2 separate regions of the Mus musculus genome follow, and region 1 is linked to region 2. The links are chromatin loops, found by intact Hi-C in ENCODE. Cell type or tissue: gastrocnemius. All regions are shown on one strand. Links, peaks and the distances in the headings refer to the core of each region. The heading gives the core; the rest is flanking DNA.

Evidence for each region. Hi-C counts contacts between places; a loop is a spot of excess contacts. Peaks named below come from ENCODE experiments on the same cell type or tissue, not always from the same donor. Only the 100,000 strongest peaks of a DNase experiment are listed, where the experiment ranks them.
Region 1: it touches region 2 in a loop (2.3-fold over the local background); 15 of 42 quality-filtered maps call a loop at or near these places.

Annotation. Positions count from the first base shown.
Region 1 is chr11:119,083,371-119,091,632 of GRCm38, forward strand. Cbx4 (chromobox 4) reads right to left here and starts at 2,867. Exons shown (of 5, transcript NM_007625.2): 1 at 2,579-2,867; 2 at 2,387-2,430; 3 at 1,193-1,258. The coding sequence starts at 2,647. In gastrocnemius, for the core only: CTCF peaks have their summits at 3,335 (motif pointing right), 4,084 and 5,178; DNase peaks (open chromatin) are centred at 912, 1,754, 2,304, 2,481 and 8 more places; H3K4me3 peaks cover 6,352 bases; H3K27ac peaks cover 4,158 bases.
Region 2 is chr11:119,030,182-119,038,503 of GRCm38, forward strand. Cbx2 (chromobox 2) reads left to right here. Exons shown (of 5, transcript NM_007623.3): 5 at 1-1,094. It overlaps Cbx8 (chromobox 8), which reads right to left. Exons shown (of 5, transcript NM_013926.1): 5 at 8,255-8,322. Among named protein-coding and RNA genes, the nearest start is that of Cbx8, 6.6 kb to the right of the region's middle. In gastrocnemius, for the core only: a CTCF peak has its summit at 4,136 (motif pointing right); DNase peaks (open chromatin) are centred at 4,146, 7,085, 7,399 and 8,075; H3K4me3 peaks cover 1,514 bases; H3K27ac peaks cover 741 bases.

The sequences.
Region 1 (8,262 bases), core at 1-8,000, 53 kb after region 2:
TTGGCCCTGCCCAGCCCTCCATGAGCCAGTCTCCCGAGGTTGTCAAATTCTGGATCGGAGACTCAGTCTCCAGCTACCCCCCACCCCCAAGCCCCTGAGCCAACCCGGAGGAGTTCTGCCATGCCCTGGGGCCGGGTTGGGGTCTGATTCCAAAGTTGCATGGCATTGCAACAGCCTGGATTATAATTCTTCGGGGACCCATTATGCAACATGGCATCAGCCGCTGACATGGTTACAGCGTGGAGAAGTCCCAGGTGAAGTCGGTGGGAGCAAGTTTCCTGCCCTACACCCCCGGTATTCTGAGGAAGCAACTTTAGCTCTCAGGGTCTAGAGTTTACAGTTTTAGTGGCAAACGCTCCACAGGAAATACTTCAAAATAAAAGAGGGATGGAAGGCTGGGGGTGGCGTGGCTCTGAGGACTCCTCCCCCTCCCCCACGCCCGCCCTCCCTCTACGAAACAGCGAACCACAGCCACCAGTGGTGAATCCAGCTGCAGCAGCTGCATCGTGGCAAGCATCTGTTTGCAGGAGGATGGGCACCCCACAACCACCAGGCAGCGCTCACTCATGCCCTCGGGCCAACCTTCCGCCGATCTGATAGAGCAATTTACCCCACAAAATACAGCAGCGAAGGTTGTGAGGCGCTCAGGCTCGGGACAGCATCTATTCACTGTCCCCCAGCCCCTCCTCCCGGAGGTTGGGGGCATAAGGCCTTGTCAACTTTTATCCGGTTGCCAAAAGGTTAAGTTCAGTTCCATGACGTTCGGGGCGGTTTCACAATGCCAGCTCCTTCAGAGCTGCCCCGCGAGGTGCCCGTGCCAAGCCAGCAGTGGCTGCAGAAAGCAACACCTAGGCTCTGGGGGTGGGGCTCCAAGGTTGCCAAGGGAGGGGGTCACGGAAATTCAGGTACAGTATTCCTAGGCAGATCCAGGGTCATCCCCACGTAGTCTTCCAGCAGTTTCCCAAAACACAAGCCTACCTTCCCCAGCCCTACCCTGCCCCCACTCCCAAGCTGCAGCAACCGCCAAGGACGTTGGTTAGAGAAGCCCAGGCCGCAGCCTTGCCCATCCGGATTTGTTGGGGGTGGGGCTCCTGCCTGCCCCCTCCCACCCCTTCCCCTTTTCCCACTGCTGCAAGCAGTCATCCATCCCCTATGGCCCACCTATGTATGGCCAGGGCAGCAGGCTGCTCACCTGTTCTGGAAGGCGATCAGCAGCCGGGGATCCAAGATGTTCTCCTCTGGTTCCCACGTGTTATATCTTGCAAGTGAAAAAGGAACGGGGCGGGGAGGGGGGGCAGAGTGTAAGAAAAAAAAAAGGCCAGGTTGGGAATGACATAAGGCCCTATGTGGCTTCCTGAATCAAAGGCTATGGATGTGGAGGGTAGACAGTAGGTTTCTTAAGGCTTAACATGGCCCTTGATTACCCCCCAAGTTAAAATACACACACAAGGGCAGGAGGAAAGGAGGGGGTGAAGAAAACGAAACTAGCAGTTTATTTTGCAGTCGTCAAGAATTTTAAGCATGTTACTGTGACGTGTTCCAAGGCCACTTTCCTCTCCAGAAACCCTCCGTGCAAAGCAGCCCAAAAGCAAAGTCGCAGTCCCCCTCCCTATCCCCAGCCCAAGTCTCCAGTAGGGCTTCAGCTGGTCTGCATTGGACCCCTAATCCGGTAACTCACAGCTCAGCGCCCCCCTCAAGGCCCAGGAGACCGCTGTCACTGGCAAGCAAACCCCAAATACTCAGCAGTACAAAAATATGCCTCTCTTTCCCTCTCCCTCTCCCTCTCCGAGTGTGTGTGTGTGTGTGTGTGTGTGTGTGTGTGTGCCTGCGCCTGTCTCCATCCGGTGCCTTCGCATTTCAAATTAAAAAAAAAATTCCCCATCGAAAGAGCTGCAGTGACAGTTCCCAACATTTTCTGTCTTTTTTCTTCCCTACCCTGCACCACCAGGAGGGAGGACGCATACAATTGCATTTTCGTCGCTTTTAAAAAAAATTTTTTTTTTTTTTTTTGGTTTTGCAATATGGAGCCGTTCGGTGGAGGGAAAGGGGAAAGGAGCCATTTTCTGCTGCACATCAGTCAGTGCCTGCGCCCTCCCTCCCTCCGCCGGCCTCCCGGGCTCGGCCCCGCGTCTCTCCAGCTCCTCCGGCTCCTTTTAGCGCATAAATTAGTGATGGCATTTCCCGGAGAGCGGAGCACAACACAGGGCGCCCGGCTCGGGCTCGGCTGCTCCGCTTCCCAGTGCCTGCCACCGACTTCCCCACCCCCTCCTCTCTCCACCCCACCTCCACCCCGCCTCCCGTCCGCTCCCCCACCACCCCACCAGCTCCACGGGTCTGCTGGCCAGGGCGCTTGGTGCCGAGGCACCCGGCCCCCGCCGCCACTTACTTGGGGGACCAGCCTCTCCATTTCACCAGATACTCCACTCTGCCCTGTAGGGGGGGAAGAGACAGCACTCCATCAGCTTCCGCGGGATCCCCGGCTCCGGCCCGCAGCCTCCCCACCCCCTCCGCGCCTCTCGCTCGCTGCTCCCGCCGCCGCTCCCGCGCCTCGGCGCCGCCACCCGCGCGCCACCCCTACCTTGCGTATCCGCTTCTTTTCGATGCTCTCCACCGCGAAGACGTGCTCGCCAACAGCTGGCAGCTCCATGGCCGAACCCGAGCGCTCAGGGGCGCAAGCGGCCGGCGCGGCTGCAGACACAGCTAGCTCCCGCCGGCGCCCCGATACGATCCTGCGCGTGGACCTCGCCACGCGCCCGGCCCCCGCCGCCGCCACTCGCCCCTCAACAGCCTGGCCGCCGCCGCCGCCGCCGCTGCCTGCACCCGCCGGCTCTCAGCTCGCGCTCGCTCGCTCGCTCGCTCGCTCAGACAACTGAGCCCGGGCCGCCGCGGCACGAGAACTCATGCAAATCCCGGACGTCAGCGGGCGGGGCCTCGCAGGGCCCAGCTCGGCGTCAGGAGGCGGGACGCGCCTCGGATTGGCGCAGCCCGGCCTACCCGAGGCCCCCGGTCTGGGCAGCAGGGAAGGAGGAGGGCGCGGGAGGAGGCTGGGGAGGAGGAGGGCGCGGGGAGGTGCAGGGGAGGGATCTGAGAGCCGGGAAAGTGAGCTGGGGCCGCGGAATAGAGGTGTCTCTGCCTAGGCGGCCAGGGTGGGCACCTCGACCGGGCCCACTCTGATCCGCAGCCGGACACTTGGGACTCTCCCGTCCCCACCCTCGGCCTCTGTTTCTGCTTGTGCAAGGCCCGGGGATCCCTGCTGGGGGCCACGGAAGCACCCGCTGCACTTTACAGTTGCTCCCAACTACATCTGTCCAGCAGAGCTCTGGAAGCACAGGGGACTTTCCGGCAGGGGGCGGAATGGAGGCGGGGGCAGTTCAGGACCCCACCCTCGGTGCCCACCGCCCCGCCCCGCCAGTCTCTGGGCATTTAGGCCGCGAGGTGGGGAGAGAAAGAGCCAGAAGACTGAGGACTTGGACAAGTGGAGGAGCACGGAGAGGCGAAGACAGGGACAAAGAAACAGCTGGCCACGGGGCATTTAGCACTCAAGAACCTCAGCAGAAAGGGGCTCTGAATCCGATGCCACCCAAGATTCTGAACGGCTTCTAATTTACACTTGGTTCACTCATTCGCGGGGAAGGGGCAGTTTCTAAGCAAGGCCTCTTGCTTAGTCTGAGATGCTGGGAGAAGAGAGAGAGAGAGAGAGAGAGAGCGAGAGAGAGAGAGGGGGAGAGAGAGAGAGAGAGAGAGAGAGAGAGAGAGAGAGAGAGAGAGAATGAATATGGGGGTGAATGAGTCTGGGGGGTCCAAGGGGACTTCGTGGGGCTTCATGGAAGAGCCTCAAAAGTAAGAGTGGGGAGGACCAAGTAGATGTTGAGGCGGAGGGTTGGTGGATGAGTGGACTGCGAGAAGGGGAGGGGAAATGGCCAAGGAGCCACAGTGTCTTCCTGAATTCCCGTCCTCTGGTCTCTGACAGCCAAGCCCTGCTGACGCGGCCTTTGGAGCCCTGGAGTGTGAAGTTTAGCACCTCGGAGCCGGCCAGCCCCGCACGTTCAGGGGTATTCAGCGCCAGCGTCCGGCTGGGGGAGCTGCTGCGCCAGACGCGGCCTTCCGAGGGCGCCACAGTGGGCCTGGGAGATCCGTGGGGTCGCAGTGGGTAGACTTGACAGAGAACATGCCATTCTAAGTGGGAGGGTAAGGGTGTGCCTTGCCTGTGGTGCGTCCGGGGCCCCAGCTCAGGGCTCCTGAAGAACGTGGAGCAGGAAGCTTGCGCAATCCCTTGGCTGAGCGTCCACAGAGACAGAAAAAGCGCAAAAGAGGAGAGTGGGTCGACGGAGGGGGAGGGCAAGGAGACGTCCGAGTCTCTGTCCCTGCTTTTATTGCGTCTCAGGGTGCCTGGTGAGGACTATGTTGTGATGACTTGCGAAGGGCCAGGTGCAGAAGTGAACCCCCAAAAGCCTGCCAGGGCTTGTGTTTTCCCAGGCATCCAGTAAAAGTCTTCAGACGGTTAGTTTGATGTTGCACACACACGCTGACTCCACGCACCTCCACTTTGCAACACTGTGGCTTCCGCTGTTGCTTAGCGGCAGCTCTCTCAGAATTTACTCCTTAGAGTGTTGAGGTGGAAGGGGTCCTCTTCTGGAGACAAGAGAGTACTCAGTGTGCAACGGCTGGTCTCTGACTATCATAAGGCCCAAATCTAAGAGTCTCCAAGGAGGGGAGAATCGCAAGATGGGATGTGGGTGACTACCGTCACCCCAACTCTTGGGGCTGGAGGGGCACTAGAAAAGGGCCACCCCTACTATATTTGGATGTTTTATACACACACACACACACACACACACACACACACACACACACAAACACGGTGCCTAACTGTACTCAAGTTGAGAAACTGTTGTGGGACAGTTCAGTCAAAAAAAGAAGGGTCCTGTAGGTCATGAGGTGACGATCTGCCGTCCAACAGCACCCATTCACCCTCAGCCGCTCAGGTCATCCGGTCATTTAGAAGGTCTGGAGCAACTTTGTGTAGGCCAGTCCCTCAGCCTGGGAAGCTGAGCTTCCCGACAATGCCGGTCTCTTTACTCAAAAATCCCCAGGAAAATCTGTTTACTCTGGGTGTTTCCTGCATTATCCAGAATCCTGGCTCAGGGGAGGGCAGGCAGCCGTTACAACCTACCCGCCACCAGGGGCGTTGGGCTGTATTGCAGACAGCTTGGTTCGCTGGGTCCGGGCCCTCAGGGGCCCAGATTTGGACCTTAGGGGCCACTGAAAGGAATTAGGTGCACCGAGCCGAGTTTGCGCAGGAACCACTCCGCAAGCTGGGAAAGGAAAGCTCTCACTCTCCTGCGCAGAGCATCTTTTCTGGAGTTACATATGATCTAACTAGAGGAACCTCCGGGCTCCCTAACTACGAAGGGGGCCTCCGGGAATCACCTCAAACATCGAATCCCACCCGCCACTGCCCAGCTCTCCAAAGGCCTTTCTGTGGACAGCTCTGCAGGTGGCTGAAACACAGAAGTAGCCGCCAACGCAGCAACTCTCTTCTCTCAGGCTGTTATTTGTCCTCGTGGAGGGTGGGCAGATGAAGAAAGTGACTTACTCTCAGATCCCTGTCCTAACCTGAAGGCAGGTCCTAGACCAACCCTCTTGTGACAACTACCATAGGGACGGCTCAGATCCACCAGCCCGAAACGGAGACTGGCAGAAAGCAGGGCAGAAGCCCGGGGGTGGGGGTGGGGGGTGGCCAATGAGGTCACCTGATGTGCCCAAACCTTTCTTAAAAGCCTCCCTTGGGGCGGCCCCTACCTTCCCAACCCCCTGTCTGGGCACCTCCGAGGGAATCACGGGAGAGACTGACTCCAAACCCGGGATTCCCAAAGCCTTCTACTGGGGCCCCTGTTCTCAACCGGGGATGCCCAGGGGCCCCACGGGAACCTTTATAAGACTCCTTAATCCGGTGCATTTGACACCGCCCCTTTCCAAACAGGGTGAGTAGTTCCGTCAGCTCTGATGAGAAACAGAAGCCCTTCAGATGTCCCCACGGGCTGGGGCCCCCAGGGGCCTTCAGGGGCCCCAAGAGAGGAGCGATGTTCCCTCGCCCAGCGGTAGGCCCGGGCTTAGAAAGGCAGGGCAAAGGATCCGATCCCGGAGAGGCTGGGAACTTTTTAATGACCGAAGAGTGGAGAATAGTTACTGAGAACCCAGTCTTGGAACAAGCGTGACCCGTGCCGACCGGGGGAAAATAAACTTCTTAAAGGAGCCGTCTCGGTGAATGGGTTCCCCGTCCACGAGAGATTGCCGTCGCCGCCCTCTGACCCCAACTCTGGGCTCTGTTTGGAAAAGGGGGCCTGAAGCTTCCCGGACCAGCTGCCCCGGGTGGATTTCAGACAGCCAAGGGGATTTCAGTGGGCATGACCACCAAACTGCAAGGGCTCGTTTCTCTGCCACGTCCTTAGTAGGGAAATTGTCTTTGACTTGAGAGCTGACGTTAGTAAAACAATTTTTAAGCGGCGGCTTAGCTTGGGGGAGCTGACCCGGTGAAACTGCCGGGGGTGGGGTGGAGAAGGGGCGTGCGGGAGGGAGCCCTACACTCCTTCCCCTGCACACTCCAGGAAGAACGGCTTTGTTTGCCAGCGATCTGCTCCACGCGTCCCCCCACCCCCATTTTTGCCCTCTGTCACACCACCCGCGAAGGATTTGTTTTCATTTGCACCGCGAAGCCGCCCCCCTCCCGACGTCTCCAGGTCCCACTCCAAGAACCCGCGTAGTGCTGGATCTGCGGTGCAGATAGACTAGAGGTGGCAGGGTACACGGGCAGGGCCGCGGGCTTCGAGGGCCGGGGCAGTGAGGCAGTGGCCCTGGGCAGAACCTGGGCACCCTTGGGGCCACAAATGCCCTGCAGGGCCGTTCCTCCGCATTGCGGCACGCTGGGGTCTGCGGGCGCCGAAGCGGGACGGGTGGGGGATTGCGACGTCCGCTGGTCCATCCTCTCCCAACGTCAAGAGGTCTCCCCAGGCTGGCCTGAAGGAGCCCACCCGCCTAGAGCCCCGCTCTCAATCGCGAGGCTCCGCCGGCCTGGGGATCCGCGCCCCCGGGACCATATTTCATACATGATCTTTGAAGCCGACACAATTGTCCACCGCTGCTGCTAGCACGCGCACACAACGGCCTCGGCAAACCCTGTGCTTTTTATTTGGGTTTCACTAGCCCACCGCCTGGCCCAGGGTCCCCTCTGGCGTGGAGGTGAGCCCCGACACACCCGCCCCTTGCAGTTTGCTCTCGGGTGCCCCCGTCGCGCGCCCAAACCCAGCGGGGCCCACACACAGGCCAGATTTCTTTCTTTCTCCCCCCCACCCCGCCCCAACCAGAGCTAGCTGCTGCAGCCAGCCCCGGAAAGAAATGAAAATCGCTCCGGCGGACCCCGAAGAGATCGTCAGCCGAGGCGCCACCGCCTCCCCGCCCCCACCCGCCTCCCCAGCTCTAGCCTCACGGCGCGCAGAGGGTTAAGCGCGCGCCCGAGGGGGTATTTGGATCCTGGGTGGGAGAAGAGGGGGCGCCGGGCACAGCACGCAGAGTAGCTGGGCTCGCTTTCGTCTGGTTCCCCCAAAACCCTAGGCAGAGGGGCGGGTCGGATCGGAAAGGCCAGGCGCGTCTCCACCTCCCTGGCTGGCCTGGCCGGGAGCCCGGTCTGGCCGCGGCCCGGAACGGCGAGGACGCTGTTCAGAGGCCGCGTCCTGCGCAGCCCGGGAGGGGGAGGGGGAGGGGGAGGAGGCGAAGGCTGGGAGCCCAGGCTGCGCGTCGCCTGCAGCCGATCGATCCCCTGGGGCGGGAGCGCCGCAAGCTACACTGAACACCTGGGGGTGGGGGGTTGTCCCCACAGGACCTAGGGCCGAACGAAGATGGTGGTCGGGGATCTTCTGGCGGTGGATGGCGGCTGGTAGGGTCCAGCCTACTGTCTGGCCTGCATATAACGCCTTGGGCACCCCACCCCCAAATTCTACATTGTGTTTGTCGAATTGGGCTTGGGGCGTTTCTACAACCTCATCTGACTTCGGTGCAACTTTGTCCTTCCCCGTGGAGCGCCCCCAACTTCCCGGGTCCAGGCCCCACCCCCACGCGCAATGACGAAGTCTTGGGATGTGGTCACTAAGTCCAACCTTGTGACCCTTCTTAATCCTGAAATGTGTGGGTGTCCCCTTGATTCCACCTCCAGAAAGATAGTCTCGGTCAAGGAGCCCCCTTGCCCAACTCATTTCTCAAAGATGT
Region 2 (8,322 bases), core at 252-8,251:
CAATCCTCTCCCACATTTGGGAGCTTGTGTTTCCTCCCTCGCTGAGAAGCAATAGCCCTATGCCATTTGTGTGGTGGGGTCGTTTAGGAGCCCACCTGGCAGGGGGCCCCTAATTTCTTTCCCATCCTAGGAGATAAGTCTAGTGCTGAGCCCCTTTCTAAATGCCTTCTCCCCTGTCCCCCATCCCGGGTAACTGTCTTGAAACTACCTTGTCAGATTGCTGGCCGATGACAGGATTTTCTGTCCTGGGATATCACGGTGGGCCGTGACAATCTGGTCAGTGAGTCTGTGATGCCAAAAAGTAGGGGTGCTATGAAACCCTGGTTCTGCTTCTGCCATTGACTGATCAGCCAGCAGGTGTGGGCTCTTCACTCCAGTTGCCTTGAAGGGAAATGTTTCCCCTTCTAAAACCAGTCAGACAGTGGGCTGAGGTGTCTGGGACCTGCCACACTTTCAAAGTGCACCCCACCCCCACCCCAGTAGCTCACCCTGCACACCAAATAAGATGGTCTTTGTGTAACCAAACCAACCTCAATGCTGTGCCTTTTGGGGCAGACCCATATCCACAGCTCCTGAGAGATGCCTGTGATGTGCCAGGGGACCATGTTACTGGCAGCAGGAGCTACGTACTGGGAAGAATTCAGGGCCAGGAAGTGGGTAACAAAGGGGAAAGGGTTGCCTACTGCATTATCAATGTCCCTCCCTGCCCTCAGCCAGGGTCTGCAACCTTTGTACCAGACACTGCCTTTACAAACACCTCCCCGTCTCTTTGGGGTCCCATGAGCTGTTGGAGAAGTGACCCTGTTTGGGGATCTGGGTTGACTGGCCTTTGTCCCCTGCTGCCAGTCTCCAAATCCCAATTTGGTGCCTTTTATTTTACTGGTTACGTCAGTCCCAAAGTTGAAATCTACAAATCCTTTCCTCTCAGCCACTTTGCCTTCTTGTGTGTTTTTCCTGGTGCTGTGACCCCAGTGGTCTATGTCACAAAGCACATGTGTGTAGTGCGCCAGCGCGAGCCCCACTGGAGCAGCGCCATTCGCTCTGAGTCAAGTTCTCGTGTTTACCGATAAATAAAGTAGTTGGTTTTTATGTTTGCTGTTCTCTTCCCCTTTTTTTTTTTAAAGATTTATTTATTTATTATATGTAAGTACACTGTAGCTGTCTTCAGACACTCCAGAAGAGGGAGTCAGATCTCGTTACGGATAGTTGTGAGCCACCATGTGGTTGCTGGGATTTGAACTCCGAACCTTCGGAAGAGCAGTCGGGTGCTCTTACCCACTGAGCCATCTCACCAGCCCCTCTTCCCCATTTTCTTGGGTGGGTAGGTGGGTGTGCATGCGCATATGCGAGCACACAAACACACACACATGGGTAGTTAGGCACCTGACTAGGTTCGTTTCATAAGGGTTCCAGGTGTTAGGTGTTACATTTTCATGCCAAGTGGATTTCAGGATAAGGGTGTCTTCTAGCCTTGAACTTCTGGCCGTCCTGCCTCAGCTTTCCTAGTATTACAATTACAAGCCCCCTTTTGTCTGCTTCAACAACTAATAGGAAAAGCGACCATTATGTACTTTTCCTCAGAAGCATTGACTTTAAAAAAAAAAAATCTTTGGTGCCAAAAAGAGTGCCCCTTGTTTGGGTATACTACAAATCCTGACCTTGATTAGAGAGCTCTGACCCCAAGGTTTTATCCAGAAGGAAATGTTCAACTTTGAGCCAGCATCAGTCATTTGGCTTGGTTTATCTGTTTTTAAGCCAGTCACTGATGTATGCCCCACCCCCTTCTTTGAGACTGGTTTCTCTCTGCAGCCCTGGCTGTCCTGGATTTCACTCTGTAGACCAAGGGTGGCCTCGAACTCAGAAATCCACCTGCCTCTGCCTCCCAAGTGCAGGTATTAAAGGCATGTGCCACCACTACCCGGTGATGTATACCTCTTTAAACTGGAAACTTTTGCCCTCATAGAGGGTTAGCAAGAGTGGGCATGTTACCACCCCAGAAAAGCTTAGAATCTGTTGGAACAGAACAGTCCAGCTCTCAGGGGAATGACTGCCCAGGAAGCCCATGTTGGACTGGGGAAAGGTTTAGAATAAGACAGCGACAGCTGTGTTTACACACATGAATCTCACAGTTCAGGGGTTTCTAGTGACACTAGCCTAGAGTGCAGGACCTTTAGACTGGTGTTACTTTGTGTTGCAGGGGAAAGGCAGTAAATCTGCAGGGGGGACACTTTTCTTTTTGCTACTCTCAGTATCAAATGTATTTTTAAACTTGTTAGCTTGGTGTGCATTGTAACTAATACATATAAACAAAATAGTTTTCACTTCCCCTGTCATGGGGCACAGCACTCTGTGGACATGGGCCTAGCTGCAGCACCAAACAAGGTGGGGGGGAACATTGGAAGTAGCTGAGAGAGAGAGAGAGAGAGAGAGAGAGTGCTGATGAGTGGGAGGCATAAAGAGTGTCTGGAGAAGGTTGTCTCATGATGAAGGTTACTACCAGCATGTAGCAGAGACCAAGAGTGCCACAGAACCACACAAGGCAGTCCACCATACAAAAGTCCACCATCCCAGAATATCCAAGAAGCCAAGTTTGAGAAAAACTGGCTTAATGGGAAAGATATATATTATATATATATATACATATATAATATAATATATTCATGTTCATAGTCAGATATATACTCATATATATCTGATACATATATATACACATCAAGAATATCCATCAAATATATATATCCATCAAGATATATATTTGACATATACATATATGTGTGTATACATGTGTGTGTATATACACACACATATATATGTATATGTACATGTAGATGTATATATATACACACACACACATATATACACATATACATACATATACACACACACACTCCCATCAAGGATGTTTATATTTGTCTGACAGCAGTGAGAAGCAGTTGTTAGATGCTGGTAGTAACCTTCATTATGGGACAATGATGGCTAATTACTGGGCAAGTGGGATGTTTACAGGCCTCCAGCCACCACCGAGCTTCTGAGATACACAGTAACTCACTTTTCCCCCCTTACAGAGTACATAAAAGTAAAACCAACACTCTCACCTCCACAGTACCATGTTGGGAAGCTCTGAGAAGGGCAGGAAACATCTGGTCAGGGGCCACCTTGACTCTCCCCCCACAACTGATGAAGGGAAGACAGGCTGTTACACAACCTTCCCCAGCCCAAGACTTGTGTTACTCTCTTCAACATTAATTTTATTCATAAATTTCCTTTGGCCTCCCAGGAGAATAGAGTTCCTCTGAAGTGTAGGGGAAGATGGGCCACTCCTGGCAGAAAGGCTGCTTGGGACTCAGGCCTGGATGTCAGGCTGTGGGGAGGCGTCAACACTACAGATAGAAACACCTTGTTGCAGAGATACGACTTTAAAAAAAACGTATGTCTTTTTATTTTTGTGCATTGGTGTTTTCCCTGCATGAATGTCTGTGAGGATGGTGAATCCTCTGGGACTGGAGTTACGGGTTTTGAGCTTCCAGGTGGATGTTGTGGATCGAACGCAGGTCTTAATAGCTGAGCCATCTGAGCCATCTCTCCAGCCAGGGAAACCCATTCCTTGTTTCTTGCAAAGCAGGCAGCTGACGATTTGATTTCCCTTTTGTTGTCTTCAGTGCCTTTTGTTTCTTTTCTTTTTGAAAAGGTGGATAGGGGCAGTTAGATCATAGACCTCAGGTCAGGACAGGAACAAGTGCTGGCCCCATTGGCCAGCTAGGCTCTCTGAAAATCTATGTCTACAGGGACAAGGTCTCCAGACCAAAGTTGAGGGGGCGGGGCTGGCCTACATTGATGTTTATTAATTTCTGTGTTCCTAGTCTGACCACCTAATCAATCCACCTCCATCCTAGAGTAGGCACCACTGACACCAAGTGGAGGGCACCTGGTACGATTGGTGCAGCTGGGTTCTAGGCCAGTGAACACCACCTCCCTCCTGTCCAGCCTGCGTGGGTCGAGGCCGATTCACAAAGGCACAAAGGTGATGCTGGGAGAAGCCGGTTAAGAGGAAAGAAGGCTTTTCTTCACGTCTATCAGACGTGAACCAGAGAGGGGGAGGGGTGTACTTGGGACAGGGGCTGACGCCGTTGCCTGTAGAGGGCGCGCGCTCCCCACGAAGTTCGTGTCGCTGGACTTTAAATGATGATGGGGAGGAGGGCGGAATCCCCCGCTGTCCCGTGCTGTGGTAAACTCAGTTGCACTGTCTACACCCCTGCTGCTCAGAGTAACCACCCGCCGAACCGTCTGCGGCCGCAGAAAGAAAGTCCAGGCCTCTGCCTACTGCTTCTCCCTGCTGTCAGCTAAATTTCCATCCTTGATGGCACCCGTTCGTGATCCTATTCGCTCCTACCTTGGGATCCCGTTGAATCCGAGCCGCCCCTGGCTTGAAGGACTTTTTGGTGAAAAGAAAAAAGCCGTGGATGCATCCGCAGAGAGTGGAGCAGGCTTGCATACCACTGTCGTCCTGGGCACAGCACCGGGCCTTCGTCAGAGCCGCGCGCTGTGAGCATCCAAGAGTCAGGGAAAAAAAAAAAAAAAAAAAAAAAAAACCGGCTCTAAGTAGAGCCATAAGTATTCCATTCAATCCGTGTTTGTGTTGGGCAAGGCTCAGCTCCGACAGCGGCTCTAACACGTCCTGCCAAAGAGAACGGACGGAGGGAGATCTGTCTGAACGAAGGCTGTCTGGAGCCAGGGGTCCTCACACCCGTGCTTTGCTCTTAAGGAGAATACACCCAGAAAATTCTCTGAGGAAGCCCTGAACCCAGGTTGAAGTTGGTGGTGACCAAAGAAGCGGAGAAATCCCTAAGGGTCGGTGCGGGATTCCAACCTATATTTGAGGGAGGGGCTACTGCTGAAGTCACCAGGCACAGTCACAGTGCCTTCTTGTCTCCCTGATGGCCATCGCCCTCCAGAGGGCCCAGTAAAGAGCTTGCTCGACCCAGAGCACCTTGAGGTGGCCTAAGAAACAGACCTTGGACCTCTTGGCGACTGAGACAAGCTGACCGCTCAACTGGACACTCAATGACCTGCTCTGGCAACCCCGGACCACAGACGTTGACCCACAGCCTCCCACGCAGGTCACTGAGCTGGAGGAGGAAGGTGGGGCCAAGGGCAAAAGATGTGACCTGGTCCGTATTCCCCCCTCCCTCCCCTTGGGCTCTGCGTGTTCGCACGGATTACAGCTTTTTCTGCAAGGGAGCGACGTCTACCCAGGAATATGGAGGTGGAACTAGGTTCAGTACTGGTAAGGTCCTCTTTGGGAATCCGGAGTATGGGTCGCCTTTGCAGCCTCAGGACCCCGCCTCTCTGCTGAGAAGTCTGCAGCCTAGAAGACTGAGAACACCCACCATCATCACCCCATGCTATGTTCTCCATCGGCAGCCCCTCATCCAACCTTGTGGTATCTACCCGAAAGAACACTAGGGTCCAAGAAGCCGTAGGGACTGGTGGTGGGAGCGCGGGGCTGAGGGTCGGCGGCTCCCAGCTCACTAATCACATCAGCGCGCTCTGCGCCGGCTCCAAGCAGGCAGTTGCCTAGCAATAGCCGCGAATTCAATTCCTCAATCAATAGACGGAGACTCTGCATTTCGGGGAGCACTGGTGAGGTTGGAGGGGTCTGGGGCACAAGTCCTGTGACAGCATTGAGGAGCAGGCTCGGGTCAAGGGCAGTGAGGGAGTCAGCATGGCTCCTGGTTGTCAGGAGCTATGGAAGTTTGGTATGGAAGGGTGTTTAGCGCTGGGGGGAATCCTCCCTCAGAGTGAGTAGAGCCCAGAGGTCGCGCACACTTCATCTCAGGAGTCTCCAATTCTGCCGGCATCCCAAAGAAGTTAAGCCGGCAATGAAGACAGCTCGCGGAAAAGCTCAGAAAGGTCACGACTCGCTCCCTCCCCAACCCAGCTCCCCTCACTCTCACTGAGGGGTGTCCTAGTTGGGAACCGGCCTTTGTCGGGAATCCAGACCTTTTTGAGAGTATGAGAGTGGAGTGAGGGACATCAAGTCAGAAAGGCAAGTATCCTGCCTTTCCAGGCTACCTCTTCCCTGTTCTGGGAAATAAATAAAATAATGAAGCCAAGACACGTGTCTATTTACAAAGCATATATTTAAACACGTAAAAAGTGATACTGGATACAGACACATTCACAACCCAAGATAGGTACCAAGGGTTCACTCTTGAGCCGAGGCAGAGATCAGTTGGAGATTTATACATAGCTGAGAACTCATAAACCCAACACCCAGGCTCCACAGACTCTGAGCCGCGTGGCCCCCGACCCCTGCCCACCCCCACCCCCACCCCCAAGTCAGCCTCTCAAGAGCGAGCTAAGGAGACACACACGACGGCCATGGACAGACGGCAGGACGACGAGGGCAGTGAGGGCAGAATCAGGAAGGTTGGAGGGAAGGAAGATACAAACGAGGAAGGAGAGAAGAGAAAGGGAGTCGGTAGCCAGATAGGGAGCTCCTGTTCCGGAGTTACATCCACTCGGTCACAGATGCACCCTTCAAAACAGGTTCATCTGAAAATAGGGTCGACATCTAGACAGACACAGGCAACAGAGCTTCTTTATACAAAGTCGAAAATACTAGTTTTACAAATATGAGCAGATAAAAATCCCCATTCTAGGGGCTTCTCTTTAGGCGCAGTTTGATTCTCCAAAAAATAAAAAAATAATAAAAACACGTAGAATACACCGTTTTCCCTTTCTCCCTCTCTTTAAAGGCAAAAAAAAAAAAAAAATTGTCTGGAGGAAAGAGAGACCGAGAGTCTGGAGATGGGAAGCCGGGAGTGCAGATGACGAGGCTGACGTCCCTCTCAGTCCCTCCCCATCACCAAGCTCCTTCAGCCCAGCCCAGAGCCCCTGAAGTCTGTGCTTTGTCCCGCGAGCAGAGCTTAGAGCCCCTCCCTCCAAAAGCCCTGGAAGTTAGAGCGTCTGCTGGCCCTTTAAGGGCGGGGAGGGTGGAGAGGCCGCAGGATCCCTGCTGGAAGCGGCGACTGTAGGCTCGGGGACAGATTTGTGCTTTTGAGTCCGAGCTGCGCGCGGCGCGGTCCGGAGTGGGCCGGGACCAGGGACGCAGATGGTCTCGGGGCACACTGGTCCCCGGCCGCTCCCGCTCCACCTCGCGCTCCCCCGCCCCCTGCGGCGGAGTCTGAACGTCGAGTTCACGTGGAGAGCACTCCCAGAATCGAAAAGGACTATAAATTACAGCTTTTGCTTTTAAGAAAGGGGGAAGAAGGAAAACACTAAAGTTCTACTGCGCATTCTTGGATGGAAACCCTGCCGAGCCCCTTCGGCCATGAGCTCCACCTGACCAAGTTCCAACTCGGGCTGCGACCCCCGTGCCCAGCCCGACCGGCCTGGTGCGCAGCCCGCTGCCCGCCCCGCAGGGTGGCTTGGCGGCCGCTCGCTCCTCTAAAAGCAGGACCCACCCTCCCCCCGTCGAGCCAGGCTTGTCCGAGTCTTCCTGGGAGGTGGGGCCGCCCTGTCTTCTGGCGAATCTAGAGGACGCAAAAAGAAAAAGTCCACCCGAATATTTTTCTTGTAAAACAACTGTCTGGCGCTCTGGGCACTGACACGCAATCCTCCCAATTTATCCTGGCATTTCGGGAATGTAAACAAATTCGCTGGATTTCTTTTCTCTTTGCAAAAGTAAGGGAAGGAATCGAGGTAACGGGGAGATTTTTGTCCACAGGACACGCACACACAGTCCGCGTGTACGGCACTCACACCTCCATAAAGTGCACCCTCCTGCTGTGGTCGGGGAGAACTGCGGCCCACTCACTCGCGACCTTTTTCTACCTTTAACAACACACGTGAGAAAGTTATTCGAGTTGTTACTTTCCCCCCCTAGTAACCCTCCTCATCTTAAGAAAAAAAAAAAAAGACAGAAAGAAAATAGAAAAAAGAAAACTGGTCTGACCCCACCCCCCTTTTTCTGATTGGGAAGCCAACCTTTTGTTGGCCTAGCTGGCCAATGGGGAGGAGAGCAAAAATCTTCTGCGGTGCCAGGAGGGTTGGGAATCCGGCGGTGGAGGGAGGAGGTGGGCCAGCTGAGTCCCTCCACACACCCTCCAAAATCCCAGGGCCCAGGCCCCCAACTTTGCTGGTGCCCTGCAGGGACAGGGGCCCCTCCTGTGCCAGCTCAGTCTATCTCCCCTACCAAACCACAGTCTCTCTCTCTTTCTCTCTCTCTCTCTCCTCGTTTAAATAAAAGAACTTCAAGAGTTGAAATATATATATTTAGATATTTTTCTCTTAAATAACATATTTACATCTAATAGAAAA